Linked DNA regions of Homo sapiens: region 2 is linked to region 1. A link is an interaction called in ENCODE POLR2A ChIA-PET data of the cell type or tissue named here. Cell type or tissue: B cell. All regions are shown on one strand. Links, peaks and the distances in the headings refer to the core of each region. The heading gives the core; the rest is flanking DNA.

Evidence for each region. Peaks named below come from ENCODE experiments on the same cell type or tissue, not always from the same donor. Only the 100,000 strongest peaks of a DNase experiment are listed, where the experiment ranks them.
Region 2: POLR2A ChIA-PET joins it to region 1 with 5 read pairs; 5 of 35 experiments call an interaction of 5 or more read pairs at or near these places.

Annotation. Positions count from the first base shown.
Region 1 is chr5:126,648,772-126,653,166 of GRCh38, forward strand. No RefSeq gene overlaps it. Among named protein-coding and RNA genes, the nearest start is that of SPMIP10, 19 kb to the left of the region's middle. In B cell, for the core only: no CTCF peak of the experiment used is centred there; no DNase peak of the experiment used is centred there.
Region 2 is chr5:126,756,469-126,760,863 of GRCh38, forward strand. All of the region lies in intron 2 of LMNB1-DT (LMNB1 divergent transcript), which reads right to left. Among named protein-coding and RNA genes, the nearest start is that of LMNB1-DT, 18 kb to the right of the region's middle. RefSeq lists an enhancer at 2,344-2,413. In B cell, for the core only: no CTCF peak of the experiment used is centred there; a DNase peak (open chromatin) is centred at 2,183.

The DNA of each region.
Region 1 (4,395 bases), core at 239-4,238:
AAACTATGCTCAACTCACTCTCTACAGTTCTCATAACTTTCAAAATCTATTTTCTTCCTCACACCTGATGCATATACTTTCTGCGCCACCACCCCACTTCTTCAGCTGTACTCACTCTTTGTTGAGTCTCCCACAATTACCATGTTCCTGGCCCGGACTTCTATCCAGCCTCCCACATTATTCCGGATACCACACCTGACCCCCATGACTGTATCTCTCTGATCCACCTGGCATTCACCCCATTTCCCCATATTTCCTTCTTTCCTGTTCCTCACCCTGATCACACTTGGTTTATTGATGGCAATTCCACCAGGCCTAATTGCCACACACCAGCAAAGGCAGGCTATGCTATAGTATCTTCCACATCTATCGTTGAGGCTACCGCTCTGCCCCACTCCACTACCTCTCAGCAAGCCAAACTCATTGCCTTAACTCGAGCCCTCACCCTTGCAAAAGGACTGTGTGTCAATATTTACACTGACTCTCTTTTCGGACTCTGCCCACTTACACCCAAGTGAAATAAACAGACTTGTTGCTCACACAAAGCCTGTTGGTGGACTCTCTTCACACAGACTCGCATAACATAGAAAACATAAGTACGGACCAAAGAATTAGAAGAAATACTAGACTAATTCTCTCTTCTTATTTGGCACGTACTGAAACCTAAGTAAAGGTATATGAGAAGAGATAAACAGTGAGCTATAATTTACATAACTGTGCCATTCTGTAACCCAATTCAGTCCAAGACTTGAGAAATAACTGGGAGTACCTCACAGAGGAGTTATTTTATACATTTAAGGAACAAAAAGCTGGTAGTCCTGAATTTCTAAAAGCTATTTAGGATAAGTAGATTTTTACTTCTTATAATCCCCTAATACTACCTTACCACTAAAATAGACCAGAGCCAATTAAGCCACTTCTCTTTAAGAGGAAGCAGTATCGGCACTCTGTGTCTATTAAGAATCTTTCCAGGGCCAGGCACGGTGGCTCACACCAGTAATCCCAGCACTTTAGGAGGCTGAGGAGGACGGATCACCTGAGGTCAGGAGTTTGAGAACAGCCTGACCAACATAGAGAAACCCTGTCTACTAAAAATACAAAATTAGCCAGGCATGGTGACACACATCTGTAATCGCAGCTACTCGGGAGGCTGAGGCAGGAGAATTGATTGAACCCGGGAGGTGGAGGTTGCAGTGAGCAGAGATTGCACCATTGCACTCTAACCTGGGCAATGAGGAAAATTCTGTCTCAAAAAAAAAAGAATATTTCCATTATTTTCCCTTCCACTGAAAGGGCTAAAGGTAAATTTAGCTGGTAATAGAATAATTTCCAGCAAGGTCTTCGAGTAAAATTTTGAGGTATTTCTTATGTTTATACCACTCAACTAGAATTCAAAATCCAAGGTAATTACTGAGACCAGATTTCCTAGGAATGAGGAATGGGAATGTTGCAGGGCATCCTAAAGGGGCTACACCCTCTATGAACAGATACCTTGCACTCCAGGAGCTCATTAGAGTAAAATTTTTGTACATTTCCAGAATTAAATGGGAAAAAAAAGAAGGTGAACACAAGAGTTGAACTGAACAATGCACAGTGCTTTGTTCTGGCCCCACGAAAACATCTGAATATATCATTTGCATCTAATCGTGCTGTGAAAGTTATCAGGAAGAAAAATGGAGTACCTAATGTTAAAAATAAAACCCTGATAAATAGAGCCAGGGATGGCTGTGAAGAGAGGATTTTCATGTTTATATGCCTGATAACAAAAACTATCACAAAAGGCTCTGCAAAAACCAACCTCCATTGCAAACTTACACAAAAAAAAACTTCTGCAAGGACATCTGCCTAGTAACTCCTTGTCCAATTTCAGACTGATGTCACCCTTGTTATTGATCTCTGTAGCCAAGAATAATTATTTCAAAACAGTTATGCAATCCTCTTCATTAAAAACAAAACAAAACAAAAAAACCTTTGTCTTGCTTTACTTCTCTGAATACATACATACTATGGCATGTGTATTCTCATTGCAGTGCTCTAGTCCCAAGTAAATATCATTTTCTTTTGGAGCGCCTCTCTCTATGTGTTATTTAAATTGACATGGTGTCAGAAATGGGACCTGAAAAAGATCACTATTGGAAGACGATGGCAATTCTTGGAATTGGAGTGCAGTAGTCAATTGAGCCCTTTGAGCTCTCTGCTTCCATGGCTAGCCTTTTCTGCGCTGAGTCTACTCTCAGGCCAGGCCTCCCTCTTTTTGGTAGAACCTCTTAACTTTGTTTGGGATCTGATTTGAACAAGCCCATCTTAATGGCAAACCATCCATCCCTCCTGAGATGATAAAAGACTTTTTGTCTTTTATGGTAACTTATTTCTTGTATAAGAATGTATATCCTTCTAGACTGAGTACTCTGGAGTCTACAGAATTGACATTCTGCCTGTGAGGCATGTCTTTTCTGGTTAATTTATTTTTGGTTTGGTTTGCACGCCTAGTTAAATATTTAACCTGCACTCCTGGGTTAAAATTTTTGTGAGCTTTCTTATCTTGGTTTCTTTTTATTTAGTTTAACTCTTTTCCCTTGATTATTGCTAAAAATCTTTCAGGAACAAAATTAATTGTTCTGGATGGTGGGCACAGGATGGCTAATTAAAAGCCAGTGGGGCATTCATCACCATCTAAAAGACTGGTTTAAACTTCTACCATTTCCTGACAGGATTTATAGAATTTTCTTTGCTCTTGAGATATTAATAAGAAATGGAAAAGGATTTTCAAGCAATAAGGCATGCCAGGTTTTTTGGGACTCCAGAGAGCTACAAATTATAGCCCATTTTTAAACTGATGCACATTTTTAAATTGATGAACAAAATTACATCAAGAAAGATTCAGGCCAGGCACGGTGGCTCATGCCTATAATCCCAGCACTTTGGGAGTACAAGGCAGGCGGATCACCAAAGGTCAGGAGTTTGAGACCAGCCTGGCCAACATAGGGAAACCCCATCTCTACTAAAAATACAAAGAATTAGCTGGGCATGGTGGCACGTGCCTGTAGTCCCAGCTACTCGGAGGCTGAGGCAGGAGAATCACTTGAACCTGGGAGGTGGAGGCTGCAGTGAGCCAAGATCGTGCCACTGCACTCCATCCTGGGGGACAGAGCCAGATTCTGTCAAAAAAAAGAAAAAGAAAGGAAAGGAAGGAAGGAAGGAAGGAAGGAAGGAAGGAAGGAAGGAAGGAAGGAAGGAAGGTTGGTTCAGAGCTCAAATGGTGATTATTCAAACTATCAAAAAAAAAATTTCACAACTATAGAGCCAGCGTGTAGTCTTCTAAGTTCTCCATCTTTCTATTTTTTTTTTCTCCCTACTTTACTTTCAATCTGCTGACAAATCTACTGGCCTTGAGATAAAACTCACTGCTTATGGCATTCCAGCCATGATTTTTTTTTTTTAAGTCTCAGAATTTCAAATTTCTTAATTTTCAAAAGGCCTTCAAATTAATGACTTTACAAATTACAACAGCTTCATGGTAACCAACAACTTAGATAGCTTTAGGAAATATAAATTTAAGTTTTCCTAACAATTGATTACAATGATAGAACACTTAATTGAAAAACTAATAATTTAAAAGAAAAAGAACTAGGTAAGTGTTTATAAAAGGCTGTCATATCAAACAGGTCAATACTTTAAAGCTTAGAAAAATAATATCAGGAATCTCTGCTTGGCATAAAAATTTTACTTTTTCTGCCATACAGAGGCCAAAAAGAAACAACTGGGAAAAAAATGATAAAACTGATTGCTGAACAAAAATATGTTTGTTCTTGGCTTCTTAACCTTTATAGAAAGACTAAATATATTTGATTTATTAATAAACATTTTAAAAATTACAGCCTGGGCAACAAAGCATGACCTTGTCTCTACAAAAAATAAATCAGTAAATAACCAGTTATGGTGACACGCACCTATAGTCTCAGCTGCTCATGAGGCATTACAGGCATGAGCCACTGCACCTGGCCATTTTTTGTTGTGTTGTTGTTTGCTTTTTTTTTTTTTTTTGAGACAGAGTCTCGCTGTGTCGCACAGGCTGGAGTGCAGTGGTGCGATACCGGCTTACTGCAACCTCCACCTCCTGGGTTCAAGCAATTCTCCTGCCTCAGCCTCCCAAGTAGCTGGGATTACAGACACATGCCACCCTGCCTGGCTAGTTTTTTGTTTGTTTGTTTGTTTGTTTTTGTATTTTTAGTAAAGACGGGGTTTCACCATGTTGGCCAGGCTGGTCTTGAACTCCTGACCTCAAGTGATTCGCTTGCCTCGGCCTCCCAGAGTGCTTGGATTACATACGTGAGCCACTATGTCTGGCCCTCTTACCCTTTTTAATGCTATATTTTTCATTTGGCAGGATAATGA
Region 2 (4,395 bases), core at 210-4,209, 110 kb after region 1:
AGAAGTCCAAGGTCAAAGGAGGCTACATACCGGGGTCCCAGGATGTGTCTGAGCAGGTCATTGCTGCTGCCAAGAAGGAGGAGAGTCTACAGCTGCCACACTCACCAGCACGTAGGATCGTGCTGTCGTCCCCGCTGCCTTTTTTTTTTTTTTTTTTTCCAGAAATGGAGTCTTGCTCTGTCACCCAGGCTGGAGTGCAGTGGTGTGATCTCCACTCACTGCAACTTGGGCCTCACAGGTTCAAGCAATTCTCGTGATTTAGCCTCCCAAGTAGCTGGGATTACAGGCGTGCACCACCAAGTCTAGCTAATTTTTGTACTTTTAGTAGAGACATGGTTTCACCATATTGGCTGGGCTGGTCTCGAACTCCTGACCTCAAGTGACTTGCTCACCTTGGCCTCCCAAAGTTTTAGGATTACAGGCGTGAGCCACAGCATCCAGCCCTGACTGCCTTTTGAAACTGGGTGTGGCTACCAGAATGGATGCGCCTTTCTTCCATTGCTTTGACTGACTGGCTCCAAAGTCAAAATTCTGGAGCTAGGCATGGTGGCTCACACCTGTAATCCTAGCACTCTGGGAGGCCGAGGCAGCTGGATTGCTTGAACTCAGGAGTTTGAGGCCAGCCTGGGCAACATTTTTTGTCTCTACGAAAAAATAGCTGGATGTGGTGGTGCGGAGGTTGCAGTGAGCCAACATCATGCCACTGCACTTTCCTGCCTGGGCGACAGAGCGAGATCCTGTATAAAAAAAAAAATCTGGAGCTGGTACACCTGATTGGCGACACCTAGGCCTGCAAAAGAAATAGTTGGCTGACATGGGTGGATGGCTTTTTAGCATCTAGAGTGGGAGCAGGACCCTGTTTCTTACTAAGACTCAAATGGTGAGGAATTCCTCAAACGTAGGAAGACAGTTCAGAGGGTGAGCAACCAAAAAATTTGCAAATGTCTCCTGTAGGTAGGAAGCATCTGGTGTTCTGTTCAGATCTGGGTCACAGCATTATTTCATCTAACTTAGAAAACTATTCTAAACTAAAGTTGGTTTGCTTCCCTTTCCTTCTGTTATTAAAAAGATACACTTGGACAATTTATTCTACCAAGTTATTATAGCGAGGTAAAAATTCTGGCATCAAAACCCCATAGTTTTTTATAGTTTGTCTTCTTTTCCAAGTTTACATTGTTGCTTTTGAATACAACTGTGGAGCAAGTCTTTTCATAGTAAGCTTAGCTACAGCTTATCTCTAAGATTCTAATCGGATTCATATTCTAAGCCAATATTTACAGTTTTGAAATTTTCAAAGTTTATTTTCTATTTTCCTATTGCCTTTCCTTTTTTAAGCTGGCACTGTTAAGTTTTTAAAAGTGAGTGGCTTGTATTACTACAAGTTAGAAAAAGAGAAGAAAGAAGTCAGAACAAGAAAGAAGTATAGGGAAAAAACAATGTGTTTTTTTAAAAAAACTGAATCCTAGGTTAGCAAGAGATTTTTTTTTTTTTTTTTTTTTTTTTTAGTGAAACAAACATCAGTTTGTCCAGATAGCATTATTTCTCAGGCAAATAGGAGAATCATATTTCTTGTCTGGTGATAGCTAGTCTATATTTGTTTACTCATTAGAAAGTTCGCTGCTTATTCTGTGAAATCTCAAAATCTTAGTCTGCTTTGCTGATGTCCTATTTATTCTACATCTCTTTAATGAGTGAGGGATTTGAGCTGTCACTACTGTTTCAATTAAATGTCCCCTTTCACCATTTCCTGTGGCTTTATGGTGAAATACCCTACATTTACTGAATAATTTGGCATCTAATTTCTGCCCCCAAATCCTTAAATAAAATTGATGAGAGAGACTCAGTATAGGAATTAGATACCTGTTGATCATTAGACAACTGTCAATTACAAAATGGACTGGATTCCAGAGCTATTTTCCTGGATAGAGAGGAAAAGATGTTTTAGGTAAGATAACAGGGATCAGTGAAGGAGAGAGCATTGCTGATGGAGAGAGGAAGTAATTTGTGTAATCTCGTTTGAGTTTTAGAAATTCATGACTTAAGGTGCTGCTGAAGCCTGTTCTTGCCGCTTCCTAAGAAGGCAAATGTCTCTGGCCTCCTCAAGCCAGAGGGTGCAGAAAGAAACTGGCACTGGCGGCAAAGGGGTGACCAGCCAGATGGTGGGGCATGGAGGCGAGAGTGGGGGTGGGGTGAGGGTGCTAATTAGCTTTTCTTGCCTCACCAGGAGCCAGTGACAAGCAGATGGCTGCACACTTAATGCCACCCTTTTTCTGTCTAGCAGGCAGTAGTGGTTGGTCTTGTGGTCACGTAGAAAGCACGCATTTTTTTTTTTGTCTTCAGAATGTGGATGTGGTGTAGGGACATACAAAGGGAAAATGTAGATTAAAATATTATGTGTATCTAAGAAAAATAGATCTTATCTTCTTCCATTTTTTTGCAATAACTAGGTGCCTGTTTATAGTTTCTTTTTTTTTTTTTTTTGAGACAGAGTCTCACTCTGTCACCCAGGATAGAGTGCAGTGGCGTGATCTTAGCTCACTGCAAGCTCCGCCTCCCGGGTTCACACCATTCTCCTGCCTCAGCCTCCTGATCAGCTGGGACTACAGGCGCCCACCACCACGCCTGGCTAATTTTTTTGTATTTTTAGTAGAGACGGGGTTTCACCGTGTTAGCCAGGATGGTCTCGATCTCCTGACCTCGTGATCCACCCGCCTCAGCCTCCCAAAGTGCTGGGATTACAGGCATGAGCCACCATGCCTGGCCGCCTGTTTATAGTTTCACAACATCAACTGAAAGTGATTTATCCTTTCTATTACAAAAGTCAATTCAAATTAATCAAACTGTTCCAGGGTATGTAAGAAATAATCACTAAAACGATACAACTGGCTATGAAATCCAAACTCAAGCCACAGCATCTTGTGTTTGGAGAGAGGTTGGGTTACTAACAACGCAGGTCTTTCCTTGCACACCCTGTTAGTTTCTGTGTCTTGATCATTTCATAATTTCTCTGGAGCTGACTATAGTAACAGTAACTGAAAGTTTGTTAAATTGAATCAAGTTATAGTAAGTCAATCACTACATACGCTATTCAATATTTGTGTAAATATTGACTCCATGCCAATATAAACATTAGTGAGTATGGCAAGGTAAAACAGTTAACATTTTGAAAATGCAATGTGTAACTAGCACTGATTTTTAGTATAATGCCTTATGGGCTAAATTAAATAGTTGCTTTCAAAATTGAGAAGCAAGGATCCTAATATCTATTTTTGTAGGGGAAGACAAAGGAATAAATATTTACTGAGTACTACCCTTGTGTCAGATACCCTTGGCATACATTTAACATATTCAATTCTTTCAACATCCCTATAAGGTAGATCTTTCTCTGCTTTTTACAGATGAAAAAATGAAGGTTTGCAGATGTTAAGTAACTTGCTAGGGGTCACAAAGGGAGTGACTGAGCAGGATTCTCACGTGGGTATGCCTGACTGTCCTGCTGTCCTGTACTGTCTTACATTTATTTACCTGATCCTCAAAACCTCATTATTCCCTCAAATGCTCCCAGTTTTATCTGTCTAGTGATTGGTAAAATTAGCCCACTCTATCTCCAAAGCATTCTCCACACTTTTTATTGCTCCCAGTCCAAAGGCCAGAATGAGATCTGTAGCCAGATTTTCTTTTTTTTTTCTGAGACGGAGTCTCACTCTGTCCCCCAGGCTGGAGTGCAGTGGCGCGATCTCAACTCACTGCAACCTCCGCCTCCCGGGTTCCAGCAATTCTCCTGCCTCAGCCTCCTGAGTAGCTAGGATTACAGGCGTGTGCCACCACCACCAGCTAATTTTTGTATTTTTATTAGAGATGGGGTTTCACCACCTTGGTCAGGCTGGTCTCAAACTCCTGACCTCAAGTGATCCACCCCCCCTTGGCCTCTCAAAGTGCTGGGATTACAGGCGTGAGCCACTGCGCCCGGCCCGATTTTCTTTCTTTCTTTTTTTTCTGAGACGGAGTTTCGTTCTGTCCCCGAGGCTGGAGTACAGTGGCGCAATCTTGGTTCACTGCAACCTCTGCCTCCCAGGTTCAAGCAATTCTCTGCCTCAGCCTCCCGAGTAGCTGGGATTACAGGTGCCCGCCACCATGCCCCACTAAGTTTTGTACTTTTAGTACAGACAGTGTTTCACCATCTTGGCCAGGCTGGTCTTGAACTCCTGACCTCTTGATTCACCCGCCTTGGCCTCCCAACCAGATTTTCAATGGCTTAACTTTCCTACATTCAGATCATTTTTGGACTTTAAAAGACAAAGGGAAGTGAAATGGTGTATTGCCCGTGATCTATCACGGAGCAATAATTCTGTTCCTTATTATTATTATTTTTTTTTTGAGACGGGGTCTCGCTCT